2 separate regions of the Mus musculus genome follow, and region 1 is linked to region 2. The links are chromatin loops, found by intact Hi-C in ENCODE. Cell type or tissue: gastrocnemius. All regions are shown on one strand. Links, peaks and the distances in the headings refer to the core of each region. The heading gives the core; the rest is flanking DNA.

Region 1 (10,121 bases), core at 852-8,851, 72 kb after region 2:
TTCTCCTCTTCTCCATGCTCTCTCCTTCACTTCTCCTCTCTACCTGGCCTCACTCCAAAGACTTCTTGTCCCACCTTTCCCCTCCACTGCCAATCACAGGCTCTAGCCTTTATTGACCAGTTAATACGGGGAGAGAGAGAGAGAGAGAGGGAGAGAGAGGGAGAGAGAGGGAGAGAGAGAGAGAGAGAGAGAGAGAGAGAGAGAGAGAGAGAGAGAGAGAGAGAGAGAGGAGAGAGAGAGAGAGAGTGAGTTAGTTCCTGGGCATCCTGATTTAACTTCCTGAAGTCCAGTCACTTTGAAGGTCTGATGTGAATGAATCCTGTCTCCAGGGTTTACTGACTCGTGGACCAGTCACTGTCTCAGCTGTAAAATTGAGGCAATTAGCAACTTGGCACCAGTGTACTGAAATAACTGAAGTGTCTGACTCCCCAGAGCACTCCTGGTAAGTCTCACACCGACCTTCTGGAAACTCAGTTTAGAAGTCACATATGCCACAATTACCAGGAAAATACATCCAGTCTCTAAGCTGTAGTAGAGAAAATGGCATTTGGATTAAGTGTCTGGGGACGACCTAAGTAGTTATATCCTTTGCTTATAAAATGTTTCTCCACATTAGCTGTTTAAAATTAACACACTGAACCAAATGGTATCTACTGAACATAGTAAAATAACCTAATCACCCACTCATTCTGAGGTCCTAGATTCTCTTCAGGTCTAGATCCTGAAGAGAAAAAACCATGAAATTAGCCCAATCCAGAGAAGCACTACTGAAATGAATGCTCTGAGTCAGTATGAAAATTGGTCAACACAGAGTGCATTTGAAGCTCAGTGTAGAGTCCTAAAATTAATAGTTATTTTTTGCTTGAAGATCTGTATAAATGTGGAATGAGAAGGTCACATTACATGGCATGAGGGCCTGCATCCTGCTCTGAGTGTTTCTACCTCTACAGTTTCATTTAGGGTCAAATGAGCAGAAACTTTACACTACCAGTTAATATTTAACTGCTGGGCAGGGGGTGAAGCTGGATGCTGGGGCTACATCTGGAAGGATCACATTAGCTCTGTAATCACAAATCACACTACAGCAGTCGAGGGAGTCACGCTCCTCATCTTACTAGAGATATAAACATGCTTTAGTGAAAGGAAGACATACTACTACTACTACTACTACTACTACTACTACTACTACTGGACTGATTTCTTGCATACAAAATAAATAAGACAATCGTGCTAAATGCACACACATATAGAGACATAGACCGAAAAATAACAACTCTCCGGGCCCTAATCTTCAAATGCTGAAGTTTCACATTTGAACATGACCACAATCCCTACATCATTTTCAATGCTCTGAACAGTATCTATATGATAAACCACTTTATAGTTTAGGAGGATACTCGAACGTTTTGTGGAGTTAATTATACAAACATACCTAGACTCCTCCCATCCCCCTCATAGAAATTTTTATAATTTAGATTATTTCTTTCAAAGAATATTGGAACAAAGAACCATCATACATTGAATGTGCAGTTTTTAGTTCTTATAAAAAACTCCATGGCAATAAAGACAGACCTGCTTGGAATATTGTTAAGTTTTTACTCTAAATGTGGAGAGATGCAACAAGCTAGTAGAGCCAATGAAATTGAACAGAAAGCACATTTCCACTCCTAGCTAATTAGTATAAAAATGAAGAGCCAATTTTATTGTTAATAGACGAGTTTTCACTGAAAGAGCTATTACAAGGATCTTCATATACCTGTGTATACCTATCTTCATGTACATTTATCCTGCACATTTTGAAAACTGTATTAGAATGTTTGCAATAACAGGACTGAAGGATCTATAATAATTGCTGAGATTGTAAGCTTGAAGGTACATATCTCAATAAACTTTGTAGTCTACATTGCATTCATCATGTTGTGTGATCAATACATGTGCACAATGTGCAGAAGAGTGGGAGACAGACAAAGATGGGAGCCTATGGATGAGTGCCTGGGCAAGGTCAGTGGCCCCAAAGGCCATGTGTTCACTTGCTGTACAGTCCTGGACTGCCTCCACTAGCCACTAAGCTGTTCCTAGGCAACCAACCATCTCAGTTCAAATATGGCTACTCACACCTCCCCACGTGTCGGGGGAAGCACTGAAGGAACTAAATCAGGTAAGAATTTTAACCTCAAGTATGCAACTAGCTAATGACACTCCTCTTTGAACACCAAAGTCATGAGAGCCTACACATGTGCTGTTGTTGGGGTTAGGAACTCTCAAAGCGTGAGAGTCTCTGATGGCAAACAAACTGACGCACAGATCTGACATGGCATGTGAGAAATGTGACAGAAACAACTAAACATTTAACAAAAAATAGAGGTGGCATATGGGAGCTGGAGTGGGGCTTTTGGGCAACTAGGGAAAACTTTACAAGGGTACACCAAGCCCAGAGCCCTACAGATGCCAAGCATGTGTAGAGGTCAAGACACATGAGGAGTCCATCTAGTGAGCTTGGGCAGCAACATCTCTTGGGGCCTAATAGGTCTTGGGAAACTCTGGATATTTTTTTTCTTAACCTGAGAAATCAGGCAAAACTAAGCAGGGGAAGAGAAAATGCACTAAATGGCTACTATTTCCAAGTGATGGGTCCACCAGGGATTGAGCCATGGTGAATGAATATTGCCTATTATTTTCATTCAACTACATTATAAAAGTGGTTGGACATATGGGTCAAAAATTATGTAACACTGTAATGAATTCAAAGGATTTACTGGATAGGGTCAGTAAAATGGGGATGGGGGCACTCTGGTATAAAATATACATGGATTTGAACAGCAGATAGGGCTCATTGGCTATAGTGCTGGATAAAATTATTCAGTTTCCCTCTTCCTCTTCAGGGGTTTCCTCTTATGTAAAACTTGGGGCTGCCAGGATTGCCTAAGGTACAGGACTGCTCTGATTGAGCTATAGAGGGAGAGCAGTTACCAAAGGGCCTATAAGTGTGACCAACTTACAAAGGGGACTTCTCTTGCACAAACACAGACAATGTATAATAATTCAGTGACAAAATATTTTTTAATAATATACAAGAAAGAAACCTCGTTTTTTTCTAGATTCTGAAGAAAGATTTAGAAAATGTAGTAACAGCTTTTTGATCAAATTATTCCATGCTTTCACTAATTTATTGTTTAGAGATAATTAAGGGATTATCTATAGTACTAAGAACTACTATAGCCATTGTTGGAAAATTAAAATTATTTCAATTACATGTTAACTTTGTTCATCATTTGCTCTAAAAAACGTAGTTTAATGGACAACTAGAAAACCAAAACCCAAACCAACCCAAACTGTAGTCTTTAAATAAAATAATCAGAAGCTACTGGCCAGGAAAAGAGTAAAATTGCTTTAAATACCGTTGGTACCACACAAACTTCGAAAATGCTCTTTAGAAATCGCGTAAATCAAAGTTTAAAACAACAACAACAAAAAAAGCAATCCAACTAGCCTGCTTACGTACACATTTAAAATACAGTGAGATGATTCCCAGAAAATTATAGCCAGGGCCAACTCTCAAAATGGTTAATTTGACAATCTTGTCTACATTTTAATGGAGCATGTTATAGAGAACTTGCAACAAAACAGGGATGATGCAGATTTAATGACCGACAGCTTCTATAAATCGCAGGACTTCATTGCTGCAATTCGGAACATTGTTTCCGAAACAAATGTAACCGGCAGAACTTCCTCTACACGCCATAGAAAGCCCCTGTCCTGGCCCTCTGCCTGTCATTTATTTATTTATTTTTGTCAAGTAGGTAAAAATAGGCGTTGGCCACTTCGTTTTTTCCCCGAATATGTACTCCTCACACAGGCTCCCTTGTGCGGGGGCCGCACCGCTGAGGAGCCAGCGCCTCCGCCACCAGGGACTGGAACCTGCGGTGAGGATTAACGGAACCGCGCGTCACGCCGCATGGAACAGAGCCCGCCCGCACGCCCGTGGGTGCGCACGCGTGTGCCGTCTCCGCCCACGGTCCGGGGCCGCCTCGCAGCCCACGGCAACGCGAGGCCCGTCACGCGTGGCGCTGGCTCCAGGGGAAACCTCACTGGAGTCCCTACCGCCGGAGACACTTGCGGTGTGGGCGCCCACGCCAACTCAGTCCGCCGCCACCTCGCACCCCAAGCGATCCGACGGCCGGGTTTCCCGCCCCGCGAGGTGGGCGCCGCGCCAGAACGGTTCGGTCCCGCTCCTCCGTCCGCAGGCCATCTTCGTCCCGCTCCACCCCCACGCAGGCGCGCTCCAGGCCCGCTTCCCCCCCACCCCCCGCCCCCACGGCGCGCTCTCCGCCAGGTGGGGCGGAGCGACCCTCGGAAGGGGCGTGGTCACAGTCCTCGACGCGCGCACGCGCTCTCAGCCTCTCGGCTACGTGTCTGGACACGTGACGCCCACCCGAGAGTCCCCAGTGAAGCAACAGGACGTTTAAAAAAAAAAAATTTTTTTTTTTTTGAGGGGGTAGCGAGGAAGGTGGACGAAGAGGTTTAAGAAAAAAAAAAAAAACCCAAACTATAGTAACGCGCGCGGACGCGAGGCCCGGGCGGCGGCGAGCGCAGCGCGTCGCGGAGAGTCCCGCCGGGATTCCTCTCAGCCGCCGCACCCGACCGCGCCCGCCGCCTCAGCAACAGCGCGCCGACGAGCCAGCGCCGCCGCCCGCGTCCCCCTCAGCCGCGACCCCGGCCCCGCGCGGGCGGCCACCGGCGCGCGTCCTCCCCGCCGCGGCCCGGCCCTGCGCCGGCCGTCCCGCCCGAGCGGCCAGGGGCGGCGGCGCCGCCTGAACTGAGGCGAACTCCGCCGCCAAGTGAGTGAGGAGGAGGAGAGCCGCGGAGGAAGAGGAGGAGCGCAGTCGGAGCGCGGCGGCGGCGGCGGCGGCGGTAACGCGGAGCGCCGCGGCGGACAGCACCGCAGACTCGCGAGCTCCGGCGCAGGCGGCGCGACCGGCCGACGAGCGGCCCCCCGGCTCCTCGCGGCGCAGCGGCCCCGCGCCGCGCTCGGCCCGAGACCCGCCTCTGCCGCCGGCCTCGCGAGGGGAGCCGCGCCGGGCGGCCGAGGAGCGGCGGCCGCGGCGCGTCGGGCCGGGCGAAAGTGCCTGCGGGGGGCGGGCGGGCGCGCGGAGCCGGCCGCCCCGGGGCTCGGCGCGGGAGCCGGAGCGGGAGCCGGCGCGGAGCGGGACGCCGCGTCCCGAGCGGCCGGCGGCCGGAGCTCGCCCCCGCCCCTCCCTCCTCTCCTCCGGCGGCGGCGGCGGCGGGCGGAGTGAGCTGCGGAGCCTGGAATATGGTCGGGGAAATGGAAACGAAGGAGAAGCCGAAGCCCACCCCAGATTATTTGATGCAGCTGATGAACGACAAGAAGCTCATGAGCAGCCTGCCCAACTTCTGCGGGATCTTCAACCACCTCGAGCGGCTGCTGGACGAAGGTGAGGCGCCCGGCCCCGGCGCGGCGGCCCGGGATGGCGGGGCGGCGGGAAGGTCAGGCGGGCGGGCGGGCGGGCGCACAAAGGCGGCGCGGGCGGCTCGCGGCCCGGCCGGGGCCGGGCCAGGCCCGAGGGCGGACCCGGGAGCGCGCGGGGCTGCGGGGCTGCGGCCGGCTCCCGACGGCGCGGCGGCTAGGCTCCCCGCCATCCCGGCCATCTCGGCCGGCCCGGCGGGGCCACGCGATTCCCCGAGCTCCGCCTCGCCTGGCCCGCGGAGCCCCGGCTTAGCGGGCTCTTTTCGGTAGAGTTGCGTGGCCCGCAGTACCCGATCGGACCCCGAGATGTCCAGGAATCACGTAGGGTACCGAAGAAAAGTAGTGCTTATGTGGCCGAAGGCGAGGACGAAATGACAGAGTAGAACACTTTTTGTCCTTTTGTTTGGGGAAGCGAGAACTGTTTGGGAGTTTAACTTCACTTTTTTTTTTTTCTTTAGTCTGTGGTGGTGGTGGTGGGGGAGGAGTACGAAATACCGCGAGGACAGACCTGAACGGAATCCGAGTTTGGAAGAACTGGGGCGGAGGGTTCGCTCCCGGCGTAGCCGCCTGCGTTTGCAGGGCGGGGAGCTGGAAGTTTGAAAGGACGGGGATAAAATAGAGCAGAAGTTTGCACAAGCCGAGTTAGGAGCGCTGTGGGGAGCGAAGACTGACTGGAGATTAATGCTGGTCAGCTCTGGAATTCCTTTAGGAACTACTCATAGCAGCGACCTGGAGTGTTAGTTCCCAGTAGCTGTAGGTTTCTGTGGACGCCCGGGGCGGGGTTGGGGGGTGGGATAGGACCAACAAGTCTGTTTTAAATCGAGTAGCGAGTAGTTTCTGTCTTCTCTTTTAAAGTCTCTGAGTGGACTGTTTAAAGGAAGCGGAAAACTATGTTGTACAGATGAACATGGATTTTAGGATCTTGAGAAGAATGTCGAAAAATTTTAGAGATAGCTGGGGATATCTGCTGGCATGTCAGGGAAGAACAAAAGACTCCCGAGCTAAAAGATGATTAAAGAGTCATCCTCAGAGCTTCCGTTGGATGGGGAGCTTTGGGCAGTATTTAAAACAGAAAACATTCAGCTATTACACATGAACATGCAACAGCAACACATCGAAAGAGGCATTTTTTATTGTTGGGTTGGTATATTTGTTAGTGTTAAATTGCCCTGGAGAAAAAACTTGAACTGCCCCTTTAAGGGTTTTTGCCTTTCCTATTTGTGTTGGCATTTGAAAAATTGTGGAGGCAGAAAACTTTCTGGAATGTCCAAAAAAAAAAAAAGAAAGCTGGAGCTCTTAAATTGAGTATTTCCAAAAGTGAGCGCTAAGGGGCGCCAGTTATTTTTTTTTAACCTTGGAAATGTTTGGAACAAAATAGTATGCTTAATAATCTGACCTATATTAGGTGCAGTTGAAACTTAAATTTTTAGATGACTTCATTTGTCACTATTCACAAATGTGATTAGGGCGGAAACACCTCATACATTGATATTTCTTCCTTGGCATTGGTTTTTATGATATTAGTAGCATATTTATGAGGAAAAATTTAGTTTTTAAAAGTTCAATCAAGAGGGAATTTCTTACACAACAAACTAGACAGCATATACAATGAACTAAAAAGCATTCTTAAAATGCTTCGTATACCTAAGTGACTTAGTGGACTTATAAAAAGTTTGGATATGTTATAAGGAAAACTAGTAGGCGTTTCTTAGATTAATTGTAAAGGCTGTTCAAGTGTTCTCTTTCAGCTTGATCAGAAATAACTGCCTTATTTTGAGGTTGGCATAAGTCTTTCAACTAGAGGAATTTCAATCTTTGCACAGGCTTATTTCTCTTGGTTAGAAATAGTGACCCTTTGGGTTTCAAATGTAGAAGACAGCTAGTTCAGGATTACAATATTCAAAGTAATGTTTGGTGTCTCCTTGTCATGTTTTCTCCATCTTCACCTTAGTCTGTTTGTTCTTGGGTGTCTGAGCATTAGGCTAGAGTAAAGATAGCTCGGATTTAATAGGAGACAGGAGATTGACTGGGGATTGTGATTGTTTTCATCACTTGCAGGAAATGGGCTGGTCCTTAGTGTGCTATAAGCTTTTAACTGTACTTGTTAGTCTTACTGTAAATTTAATTTGACTTGAAAATTCTGGCTTTTTAAGTGCACCATCATAATTTTCTTGGTAGATGACTTAATTGTGAAAATTGGCAACTTGTCCTTAACCCCTTGTGCCCTCTCATTGTCTAAAACAAATTAATTATGACTTCTGTTTATGGTTAGGGATTACATTTTCCTTTGACTGTAATACTTGGCAGAAAAATTACTTTTAAATTCAGATAAAACTAAGTTTCACTTTAGGGATTAAACTGTTCAGTGATAGTAAGATACTCTACTCTCTGATAATTAGAAACTTTGAATGGGACTATTTAGCAGTTTTATTTTAAAAATTCTTTTCCAGCAGTGAACTTTTAATATAGTTTCTGTTTGAGAATTTTCATTTGATTTAACAAATTTGGGAATGAAATATGTTAGTTTTCTACTTGTTAAAACTTGAATGATAGAAGAGAAATCGTATATTAATTCTTGCTGGCTTAAAGAAAGTAGTCCATAGTTTTAACTTAGGTAGTAGTAACTCAGTCCTTGTGTTGGCTGTTAGTTCTGCTTGGTGAGTTGTGTCAGTCTTTCTTTCCTAGCATCTTTAGCAGGATAGTTTTGTTTTAAAGCTAACAATATATTTTAGGCCAGGGCAATTCTTAAATAAAAGCTATAACTTGAGTTAATACTTCTAAGACTTAAAGGATCATTTAATTAGAGGTGAGCAGAAGATTACAAATAAAATGTGGGTCTTAAACTGCTTTCTCTTAAGATTTTAACTTTATCCCTGGGATAAAGTTACACACAAATTATCTTAAAGACTTTTCTTTGTAATGAAAACGAGTTAAATGCAAAACATTTTTAAAAAATAAACATTTTGTAATTTAATATGAAGACGTGCAGCAGTAAATAACACAAATAACAAGTAGAGAAAAGCAAGAATGTGATACATGAGCATCGAATTTCCAGTTTTAATTCCATGATTATGAGAGAGAGGCTGCTTTTATGAAAATGAGAAGGGTGTGGTTTGATGAAAGGGGGCAGTCTGAATATTTTTACAGAAGCTTGTCAGAAAAACTAGAGTATAATTTAGGAAAAGTAAACAAATATGTTAGATTTTGCATGAATGATTTAAAAATGCTTTTAGTTTTAGATAACCCTTTTTCATAAAATTTCCTGCTCCCTAACTGATCTTAATTTTCAATTAAAATCGGCTTTGCTGTTTATCTTTGAGAATGTGTTCAGTGTTGCAGATGTCATACCTCTGCTTTTCTTGAATTTTAATTCTTTTCTTTTTGAAAAGTCTTGTTTGTCCATAAACACTATGGCTTAAAACTTTGCATGGCCGTAGATACTGAAAGGACATAGGTGATATAGTTTGGTAAATTTTTAGATTTTCTTTTGTCTAAAAAGCAAGTCATTATTGATAGTAGTTATTGTGTCAAGCATATTTTATGTAAGATGGGGTAGTTAATTTGTTTAGGAACTAGGACATTGCTTTTGCAATCCATTGCTTTTGTAATAAGCTGCTATTTTTCACCAGTTCTCTCCACTATGCTCCTCAGGAGATAGCACAGCTCTGTGTGGGTCTAATGGAAACAATCGTTTGCGAGTTTATTCTGCATTTACACCACACTGCTCTAGAGTTGGAGGTGGTAAGCTTCATCATGTTTTATAGTTAAGGTTGTACTGTTAAACAATAGCACAATTAAGTTTATAGTAGAAATAGGGCTTAGAGCGTCACATTTCCTAGTATATTTGCTATCATTGCCTTTTCTGAGATGAGTATGAGAACGGTAAAATAAAAATTCTCATTTGCGTGAGAGTGGGTGTGTTTGATGATAGGGACCTTCAGAGCTGTCTCAGATCAGCATTTGGCTTTTTAGGTGGTTTGAACATTGTGTATCTCTGTTAATCATGGCCCCATCTCTGTCCTGAAGCTGGTGTCTAACAAGTGTTCCATCAGATCAAGTGATTTTTAGTATCCAAAAGGGAAGCAGAGTCCTGTGACAAAATCTGACAAGTATAACCCTGCGCTGCTGAGACCCTTGATAAAGCAGGGTAAAGAAGCACCTTTTTCAGCTGCTGTATTTAGATGGATAGTTTTTTGCTTTTCTTTTGTTTTTGGTACTAAGAATTAATTAAACCATTTGATTATATGGACAGCTTTATATAAACATAGGACCTGCATTTTGATTTATTTGAGAAATTCCGTTTGTTTGATGCTGTTGTAAGCAAAAATTCTCCCTTTCTGTCTGAAATGGAATGTGCTGTGACGTTATTAGGTTTTGTTTGTTGATAACTCAGAAAATAGCGCACTGAGCAACTTTGTGCTCCTAGTATGTCAACTGTTGTGGGGATAGCTCAGAATCTATTTTAAGGCTGAGGGATGGATGAAACGGATCCATGTTAGGAGGTCATGATTAGAACCGTGTGCTGGTTTCTTTACATGGATGACTTGACGATTTTTTTCTCCGTTCTTTAGTTGACATTAAGGCAATACAGTAGGGATTTTAAATGCAAGATTTCCCTCCCCCCACCCCCTGCAAT
Region 2 (10,121 bases), core at 1,372-9,371:
CACTGTTCAAAGCATCCTGCATTCCTTCTCTGTGTGTCTTTGTATCTTTACTCTCTCTCTCTCGCTCTCTCTCACACACACACACACACACACACACACACATACACACACACACATACACACACACAAACACCCACATACACACACACATGCATACACACACACACAGACACACAAACACACATGCATACACACACATACACACACACACAAACACACACATACACACACACACACACACAAATGATACACAGCAGTCATGTGACAACTCAGAATGGATCAGGATAAGGTCATTAGCATACCCCTTGTCTCACTCATTTATCATTTCTTGGTGTCGGGTGTCACAATGACTTTGCCTCTCCCTACCACCCCAAAACTGACCTTGGCAGCCCTTGCTTCGTGAGGTTCAGACCAAGAGAACACTCTTTATTTTTTTTTTTTAATTTTATTTTTATAGTTATTTTATTTCATAAATATGCATACTTCATTTGCATGTATGCCTGTGTACATGTATGTGCCTGATGCCTGCAGAGGTCAGAAGAAGGCACTGAACCCACTGGGACTGGAATTATAGATCATTCTGAGTCACCATATAGGTGTTTGAACCTCAATTCTTTTCAAGAACATGTGCTCTTAACTAATAAGCCCCCAAGAGAGCTCTCTTGGTTCTGGGTTTCCCTGGATCCTTTCCCTGGGTCCTTTTCTCCTGTGGGCTTGGGGGACTCATCCTGAACTAGAATTTAGACACCATGCAGCCAGGAGACCTGGGTCAAGTGCCTTAAGCTCTGTTTCTCTCTTGTAAAATGAAGTATTGGGGTTATCGCTTCTGCAAGTCCCCTCCAAACGATAGAATTCTGTCATCAAACCCATGTTAGCAAGAGCCTGGAGAATAATGGTCATTTCTTTCCTGCTTCCCTCTGAGGGCCCTTAGAAGGTAGCAAACAGCCAGAATGGCCTTAATCTGGGGCACTCTTGAGGGAGTCCATCCCTTAGAGATGCACTGTCCCTCCCTACTTCCTTCGCCAAAGCTTTTCTCAGAGAGGAAGTGGGACTCTGCCCAAGGTTGTTTGCCGGGGCCTGGGAACTCACAGTCCCCAAGTGTGGCCAGGGTGAGGAGCAGTGTGTGCCAGCCCACAGCCCTCCTGGAGTCCCTGGGGCACCACTGCCAAGAGCTGCTTTTACCAGAACTGACAGGGGCCGGGCCGCCAGGGCTTTCCCACAGCCCCTCTCAGCTGGAAAGATGCTTGCCATGGCAGTCACACAGGGGCTTGCCTTTGTCTTCCCGGACCTTCTCGTCCATGAGACTTTTCTTCCTCTAATCCTTGCTGGCCTGATCTCCGCATCCCAGTACCCAGGCTCTGTCCCTGGCGACCTCTCAGCAGAAATCACACTGGGCCCTCTTACTCATCGCTTCCTTCTCCTTGTATTTCATATCCTCTCTCTCTCTCTCTCTCTCTCTCTCTCTCTCTCTCTCTCTCTCTCTCTCTCACACACACACACACACACACACACACACACACACACACACACACACACAAAACTGGCTTCAGGAAGACAGTTTCAAATTTGGGACTGGCCCTGTGACTGTCCATCATACTAAAGAAGTAGGGTTGAGTAACTGGAAGTGAGACAAGCAGACGAAGGCAACTTTCAGGCACAGGCATAGACCGTGTGACACAGACCTGGCACAAGGGGGTTCCAAAGAAGACCCCTTCCTGTGCTCATAACACAGTTCCACTTGGGAATCATGTTCCTGACGGAGTGGGCTTCAACACTGCATTTAGGCTAGCATGGGAGAGTGGAAGACAGAGGCCTCAGTTTCTTATGCACCCTGGAGGAGGGGGGAGACGTTGGCAACCAGGGCCAAGGCCCCTCCTCAGCCGCTGATTTCTCTGGCCATTTTTACTCCACGTACTCTCTTCTCTTTCTTTCCTTCTCTTTGGCATATACCAAAGATGCCCTGTAAAGTTCCTTATCTTACATCTCCACAGAAGATAGACCATCCATCCCATCAAGATGAGTGGCTGTCAAAGAAGGGACATGTCGGTGGGACTGGGCAGAACAAGTAGGCCTGAGAAGGACAAATGCCACTCTGAGGAAAACAGTATGGGATTTCTTTGATTCTCAGTCGCCACCAGGGCAGGCCCAGGAGCATAGGTGCTGGGCTATGTAGAGCCAGGTCGTGGACTGCTGTGCAGCCCTTTCTGGTTCTGTACTGATCACATGCAAACTGTCTGAGCTAAGATGGTCTCAGTACAAAGCTCTCCCCACTCTTAACCGCAGCCACTCAGAGCTCTGTCTCCTCCCACCAACCAAGGCCAGTTCACTAGAAAGACAGACTGTGCTGCCCGTCCCCCATCCCCACTGCAGACACATCTCAAAACAGCCTCACCCACCCAGTGGACAAGACTGTCCCAGAAGCCTGTGGGGATGACTGTGGGGCTCATCCTAGATGGACCCCAAAACTGTACTGAGCAGGAGAGAGCATGCAGCTCATTCCAACCACACTAGGTTCCAGGAGAGACAGAATCTATGTGGAGAAAGAAGATGCAGGAGGCCAGGGCGGTGGTTCTAACACATGGGAGGCAGAGGCAGCAGAATCAGGTGTTTGAGAACAACCTGGCTTCTGTAATGAGGCTCTGTCTAAAGAGATGAAATGAAGAAATGAAGGAAGAGAGGGGAAGAAGGGAGGAGAGAAGAAAGAAAGCAAAGAAAAAAGTTCTGGTCTATCTGGGAACTGTGGATGGGCAGTGATTAGCTGGGAAGGGGATTGTGGGAGCTTTCTGAAGCTTGACGGATAAGTTATATAAGAGCACACACGTGGTTTTTAAAAATCAACAATTCTGCCATTAATGTGCCGTATAAGCACAGGAGCCAGATAAGCCAGCACCTCTAGGGAAACCGAGAGCAACAGCAAACTTCTGAAACCACAGCAGGACAGAGACGGGAGGAGCTCTGGGGTTGTGTACCTAAATCAGTGGGCTCCAATGTCAGTGAGAGGGAGTGAGAAAGACACCTGATGTGAGTCTCTGGTCTCTATGTGTGCGACACACATGCATGCACACACACACACACACACTCGTGAACAAACAAGTACAGACACGTGCACATGAGCATACACACACACACACACACACACATACACACACACACACACACACACACACACACACACACACACACACACACACACACACAGGAGGAGATAGCCCTGTTCGTCCCTGGAAGCACAGCTAGCGCAGCTGACCCAGGAACCAGAGCTTGGAGGCCTAAGGGTGGTGGAGCACATGTGCCCATCACATCATCAACGGGCCAAGAGTGCTGGGAATGCAAGCGTAGGACTTCTTAGAACTGAGTGTCTTGAGACCATGCAGTCCCAGGCAGGTCTCAGCTGACCCTGCTTACTTCCCCTCCCTCGCCAGCTGCCACCAGGAAGGGCAAGTTCCCCCTCAGCAATCAGAAACGTTCGCAGCAGAAAAACCTCAGCGCGGCAAGGGATCGTCTCCAGCGTGAGCTCTCACATCCAGGCTAGGTGGGAACCTCAAGGAGTAAGTAGGACTTGATACAGCTGAAGCAAAGCTCCTGGTACCTGACTCAGGTGTGCCGGCAATGCTGGCTATCCAAAAGAGGTTAACTTTGAAGCACTTGCAGCTTAGCTGCGAGCCTCAGTTCACAGGCAACAACGAGAGACCAAGAACTAGGGAAGTAATGTCACAAGACTGACAGATTTGAGGGTAGAGTGTCTGGCAATGTATCTGGCCCAGAATTAGTCTCCATGTTGTAGAAATAGACCAGTTGCCTGGAATAGTCCTGGATCCATTTTTCTTAGAACAAAGACATTGTTAAGAACACAGATGATGGGCTGGAGAAATGGCTCAGCAGTTAAGAGCACTGACTGCTCTTCCAAATGTCCTGAGTTCAATTCCCAGCAACTACATGGTGGCTCACAACCATCTGTAATAAGACCTGGTGCCCTCTTCTGGTGTGTCTAACAGCTCCAGTGTACTTACATAAATAAAATAAATAAATAAATCTTTAAAAAAAAAAAAAAAAAGAACAGGGATGAGGTATTGATAAGAAAACAGCCCGGCAGTGGTGGCGTACGCCTTTAATCCCAGCACTTGGGAGGCAGAGGTAGGTGGATTTCTGAGTTCAAGGCCAGCCTGGTCTACACAGTGAGTTCCAGGACAGCCAGGACTGCACAGAGAAACCCTGTCTCAAAAACAAAAAAACAAACAAACAAACAAAAAAAGAATTGATAAGAAAACATCTGTAAAATTGAAAAGCAGAGATCAGGCGAAGCAGGTAACAGAATTATATCTATCCTGTGCCATCTGAAGACACATTTCCAGAAGTGTGTGCACTATGGCACTCACTGCAGTAGCCTGAGTGGCAGGAACAAGGTTTACTCCTTTGATTTTTGCTTGTCACAATTTTCCAAATTACTGCAATCCAGATAGTCTCCATCTGTCACAGGTTCAACTCCCACCCCTACCCCTCGGGATCCACATGTAAAAGTATTGGTCCCCACCAGACTTGTACCTTGGACTGTGGGCTTGTTGAGACAGACCTGCTCAGAACAGAGAATGTCTGTAGTCAGCTAAGTTGGGGTGGGTCCTACTAGAGAACAATGACCATCCCTGTGACTGTGTCCCTTTAAAAGAAGGAAAACTTAGTGAGGTGAAGGCAGAGATGGCGCGTTGTGTTTCTACATGCTGAGGAACAGCAGGATGTCAGTCGCCACCAGGAACTGGTCGCTGGTCCACAGTGGCAGATTCCCCCATTCAGACTAGGAACAAGTCACCCTGACAACCATGGCCTCAGACCACCAACTTCCAAAACACCGATGGCAAGGCAGTATATTTCTGCCATTTGGGCCACCAGGCTAGGGTCACTTATACCACCTAGTAAAAATGACGACAGCAACACCAAAAATTATTCAGACTTTAAAGTTAAAAGTTAGGCTTGGGGACCAGAGAGAGCAAACCCGGAGCGAGCCGGGGCGGGGGAGGGGGAAGAAGCAAGAGGGAGAAGGGAAGGGAAAAAAGAAAGAAAAGAATTGCTTTAAAAAAAGTGAGGCTTGCTTGGGTGGGTATCTGGAAGTACAGAACAGCTGTCCCCACCCAGGAACTGCAGCTTCCCGGATTGGAGCCTCTTCGCTCGCTCTCAGCTGTTCAGTAAGGAGAGCATCCTTCACTGTGCCAGAGCTCTGGGGAGCCTTTCCTCCCTCTCTGCTGTCAGTCTCCCTGAGTCACTTCTGCTCTCTGGAGCTGCCAGATTTTCTGGCTGATGGAGGCCGTCCCACAATCATGGCAGCTTGGCTCCAGCCTGACCACATCCCAAGTGGCTGATACAGGGATGAGGCACATGCTGCAGGGTGCCACAGGTCACATGGTAGGGGGACGTCATGGAGCACGCAGGGGCCTCCAAAACCCTCGGAGCACCTCCTCCTCAGCAAGCAGAAGTCTATTATTACAATGGACTGCTTCATTCTCAGCTTCTCCAACCCTGGGGCTGGGCTCTCGGAAACCTGAACCCGAGCAAGGCCAGCGGATCAAAATAACTTCCAAGAATAACCAGGCCTGCGCTGGACTCAGGCGTGTGGGCCTGCAGGCTGAAGTGCTCCAGTTCCTGCCTGGGCCTTCACTCTACCACAGCTCCCCAGGAATGAGTTATCAAGTGACACACTCTGGAACTTAATCAGCCGAAACAATGGGAGGAAGTATGGCGCTTTCTCCACGGCCCTCCAAACGGGGAGCCCCGCTTATCAAAGGGACAGGATTTATTCAGTTGCTACAAACTTCCAAAGACTTCCTTTCCCAAAAGAAAGACCCACAGGAAGGTCATGTCCTTCAACCACATCCAGTGAGTCAAAAGTGCCTCCTGCTTCGCTTCAAGCTGGCCAGTCAGCCGACTTCCACCCTGGCCCCAGCCACTGGATCTGGGCACACAGCTGCCCCAGGAGAGCCTGCAGGCTCCAGAGGGTCCAGAGACAAAGGCACAGCTGACCCTCAGACCACAAAATAGAGGCCACAGATTACGAACTGGCACCAGCTCAGGGAAAATGAGGCTTATGGTCACTGGAAACAGGTAGGCCATAGGCTCTCTCTCAAGCCAGTTAACCTAATCTAGAGTTCTCTTTTCACACGGAGCAGCCTGACTCCTAGCAGGCTGGGCCTCCAGTTTTACAGTCCCCGAGTATTTTACCAGTGGACCTTTTCCTATACCTTGTGCTTGGACTGCAGCCTTCCAGACAAGCTGAGCATCCTGGAGCCTGGATGTGACCTTCATCAAGACCATCCAATCAAAGGGGAGAAGACTAGCCACACCCACTGCCCCCAACACACGGTGTACACAGCCAATTCTAAAAACTCCAGAGCTGGAGCTGAGCCTGCACCACACCGCATGCACGCCACACTCCTTCGTATTGCACATGATAGACATTTGTCTGTGCTGTCTGAGGAAGAGCTCGTCCACACGTGGATGGGAAGGCCTTTCCCAAGATCTCGGGGGTCTCCCTGCCTCAGAGGGTGGTATTTGAACAGCCTGTATCAAAAGGAGCTAAGCCTTTAACAAGGGGTGTGTGGCCAAGGGAACAGCTTCTGCTTCTGTGTGTGCGCGTGCGCGTGTGTGTGCGCGTGCGCGTGCGTGCGTGTGCGTGTGCGTGTGTGTGTGTCTGCGCGTGTGCGATGAGCTTCCTGATTGGAAGGCAGATGTAGGAAGAATAAGTAACTGAAGTAAGTATGTCTGTGCCTCACTAGCCACAGATGCCTCATTGATCACCACGTGATTTCTAACCTAAGCATGGACGTAGTTTCAGACCCTGTCTCAAAACTACAAGTCACCCAGTGTTGGCATGTCTGTCAACAAAGCCCACTCACCCTCATATTCGTGCTAAGGAGGGCAGGATCTCTCTGTCCTTCAACAATGAGTCCAGACACCTAATATAACATCCCAAGGCCCATGTACTCGGGCATCCATGCCTCCTTCCTATTCCTGGCAGAGGCTGAGCAGTGAGCACAACACATAACCCAATTCGGCAACGCCCACCAGAGGCCTGGCAGGCCTTCTCAGCCTGGACCCTTGACCTAGAGGTCTTGTGCATGGATTCTTTGTGTGTCCATCCATCAATCGACCAACATCTAACAACACCCACAGACATCTGTAATCTTTGGAGTGAGAGTCGTGTAGAGATAACTCTCTGGTGCCCGCCTCAAGAACACTGCAGTGCTTAAGGAATCAGACATCTGTATCCCATAGGTTAAAGTGAATGGTCACTGGCCGGTAACCCTGGTGATCCATGAAGAGAAAGGTCTGGGTGCCTTCCTGCTTCTTGGTCTACCCTCTGTGTGCTCTGCAAGGGCTTTGACCACACTGGGCATCAGTGTAAGGGTGGTGTCTGACAAAGAAGAGAAGTCAAGCCCTCTCTCCCACAGGTCACCTTCTTTAATGAGAATACTCATTCCCACAGGGTCCTGATAAGCTTCCCTTTGGCTTTTCTGCCTGGCGATAAGCACTACAAAGCAAAAAGCCCTCCATGTTAATGTACTCCCTGGAGGGCAGCTGTCATCAGGATGAAAGACACCATAGAATGATACCCCTGCTGGTAGGCAACAAGGCACACACATTGTACAATTTCAAGGGATTTTCAGATCCCCTACATCAGTGGCTCTCAACCTGTGACCCTTTAATACAGTTCCTCATATTGTGGTGACCCCTCAACCATAAAATTACTTCATTGCTACTTCATAATTGTAATTTAGCTACTGTTATGAATGATGATGTAAATATCTCATAGCAGGATTCCTGATGTGTGACCCTAGTGGGGTCACAGCCCATAGGTCGAGAACCACTTCCCTAACCCTAACGTCTTTCTCTAGGACGTCCTGAAGATCTCCTAAGGGCTCAAGAAGCTGAACTCCAGAAATTCAAAGAACGCCATTAAAAAATGGGGTACAGAGCTAAACAAAGAATTCTCAACTAAGGAATACCGAAGGGCTGAGAATCACTTGAAAAACTGTTCAGCATCCTTAATCATCAGGGAAATGCAAATCAAAACAACCCTGAGATTCCACCTCACACCAGTTAGAATGGCTAAGATCAAAAATTCAGGTGACAGCAGATGCTGGCAAGGATGTGGAGAAAGAGGAATACTCCTCCATTGCTGGTGGGATTGCAAGCTTGTACAACCACTCTGGAAATCAGTCTGGCGGTTCCTCAGAAAATTGGACATAGTACTACCTGAGGACCCAGCAATACCACTCCTGGGCATATACCCAGAAGGTGTTCCAACTGGTAATAAGAACACATGCTCCACTATGTTCACAGCAGCCTTATTTATAATAGCCAGAAGCTGGAAAGAACCCAGATGCCCCTCAACAGAGGAATGGATACAGAAAATGTGGTACATTTACACAATGGAATACTACTCAGCTGTTAAAAACAATGGATTTATGAAATTCTTAGGCAAATGGATATATCTGGAGGATATCATCCTGAGTGAGGTAACCCAATCACAAAAGAACTCACATGATATGCACTCACTGGTAAGTGGATATTAGCCCAGAAACTTAGAATACCCAAGATACAATTTGCAAAACACAAGAAAATCAAGAAGGAAGACCAACGCGTGGATACTTCATCCTTTCTAGAATAGGAAATAAAATACCCATGGAAGGAGTTACAGAGACAAAGTTTGGAGCTAAGACAAAAGGATGGACTATCCAGAGACTGCCCCACCCGGGGGTCCATCCCATAATCAGCCACCAAACGCATACACTATTGCATATGCCAGCAAGATTTTGCTGAAAGGACCCTAATATAGCTGTCTCTTGTGAGGCTATACCAATGCCTGGCAAATACAGAAGTGGATGCTCACAGTCATCTATAGGATGGAGCACAGGGCCCCCAATGGAGGAGCTAGAGAAAGTATCCAAGGAGCTAAAGGGGTCTGCAACCCTATAGGTGGAACAACAATATGAACTAACCAGTACCCCCCGGAGCTCGTGTCTCTAGCTGCATATGTATCAGAAGATGGCCTAGTTGGCCATCAGGGAAAGAGAGGCCCCTTGGTCTTGCAAACTTTATATGCCCCAGTACAAGGGAATGCCAGGGGTAAGAAGTGGGAGTGAGTGGGTAGAGGAGCAGGGCAGGGACAGTATATAGGGGACTTTTGGGATAGCATTTGAAATGTAAATGAAGAAAATATCTAATTCAAAAAATTAAAACAAAACAAAAAAAGACCTCCTAAGGGGCTTTAATCTAGATACCACATCAACGCCAAGATCCAAGGAGATCATGGAGAAACATGGAGAGCTTATGTTCCAACAGGGGACATCAAGCAGATAGCCACTGACTTCATAGAAGCAAACTGAAGGTTACCATGGTATGTGTAAAAGCAGACAACTAGCCCACAGCTGTGAAGGCAGGTACAGGGCGTGGGAAGTATAGGAACAGAGAGTTAGTCGGAAGGGTGGAGCCTACCCCAGGGGAAAAAAGAGAGGAAGCAGTCATTCCACAGCCAGGAGGAGACCAGCGCTTGGCAGGCAGTTGCAGCTGCTCGCAGTCACAGTGAAGCTTTGGGCCAGCCATGTTTAGGTTGAGTCCTCTTGATGACAGCGTGAATTCTGAGAATGAGGCTTCCAGGCTCTGGGTGTGTAAACTAGAACCTAAGGACCGAAATAGCCACTCTTCCCATGTGTGCCTGGGGACTCTTCCCTTCGCTTTAGAGAGGGTTTTGCCTTTTATAAAAGAGGATCCCACAAAGGCACAAATCGAGTGAACAACTGACCATTCTAGTCAGGGCTGGATTCACCATGTAAAATACTCTGAGCTCTTCAGTTCGCTCTTAAGTAACTCTCCCTTCAGGTAAAGTCCAGTGGCTTTCGCATTGCTCGGGGATGTGGGTATAATAGAGAATGATTTAGAAGATTAAAAAGTATAGTTCTTACTATAACATTGAAGAGATAGACACAGGGAGCAAGTGTAACTGTTAAGACAGTAAAGGTTTGAAGAGACAAATATACTCACCCACTACTTTTAAATTAAAGTCAGAAAAGATCCTAACAATGACGGTAAGAAATGACGTAAGGCCCCCCTAGATGGCTCGTAAGGTGAAGATG

Evidence for each region. A loop is a pair of places that touch in the nucleus more often than their neighbours do. Peaks named below come from ENCODE experiments on the same cell type or tissue, not always from the same donor. Only the 100,000 strongest peaks of a DNase experiment are listed, where the experiment ranks them.
Region 1: it touches region 2 in a loop (4-fold over the local background); 13 of 42 quality-filtered maps call a loop at or near these places.

Annotation. Positions count from the first base shown.
Region 1 is chr17:10,314,064-10,324,184 of GRCm38, reverse strand. Qk (quaking) reads left to right here and starts at 4,824. Exons shown (of 8, transcript NM_001159517.1): 1 at 4,824-5,453. The coding sequence starts at 5,312. Gm46608 reads left to right here and starts at 774. Exons shown (of 1, transcript XM_017317774.2): 1 at 774-4,534. The coding sequence starts at 3,840. The coding sequence ends at 4,466. Cahm (colon adenocarcinoma hypermethylated RNA) reads right to left here and starts at 4,266. Exons shown (of 1, transcript NR_037588.1): 1 at 3,044-4,266. In gastrocnemius, for the core only: CTCF peaks have their summits at 6,043 and 6,809; DNase peaks (open chromatin) are centred at 5,454, 5,689, 6,028, 6,810 and 3 more places; H3K4me3 peaks cover 6,188 bases; H3K27ac peaks cover 6,985 bases.
Region 2 is chr17:10,386,129-10,396,249 of GRCm38, reverse strand. No RefSeq gene overlaps it. Among named protein-coding and RNA genes, the nearest start is that of Gm39565, 20 kb to the right of the region's middle. In gastrocnemius, for the core only: no CTCF peak of the experiment used is centred there; DNase peaks (open chromatin) are centred at 4,769, 5,290 and 5,876; H3K4me3 peaks cover 1,528 bases; H3K27ac peaks cover 4,405 bases.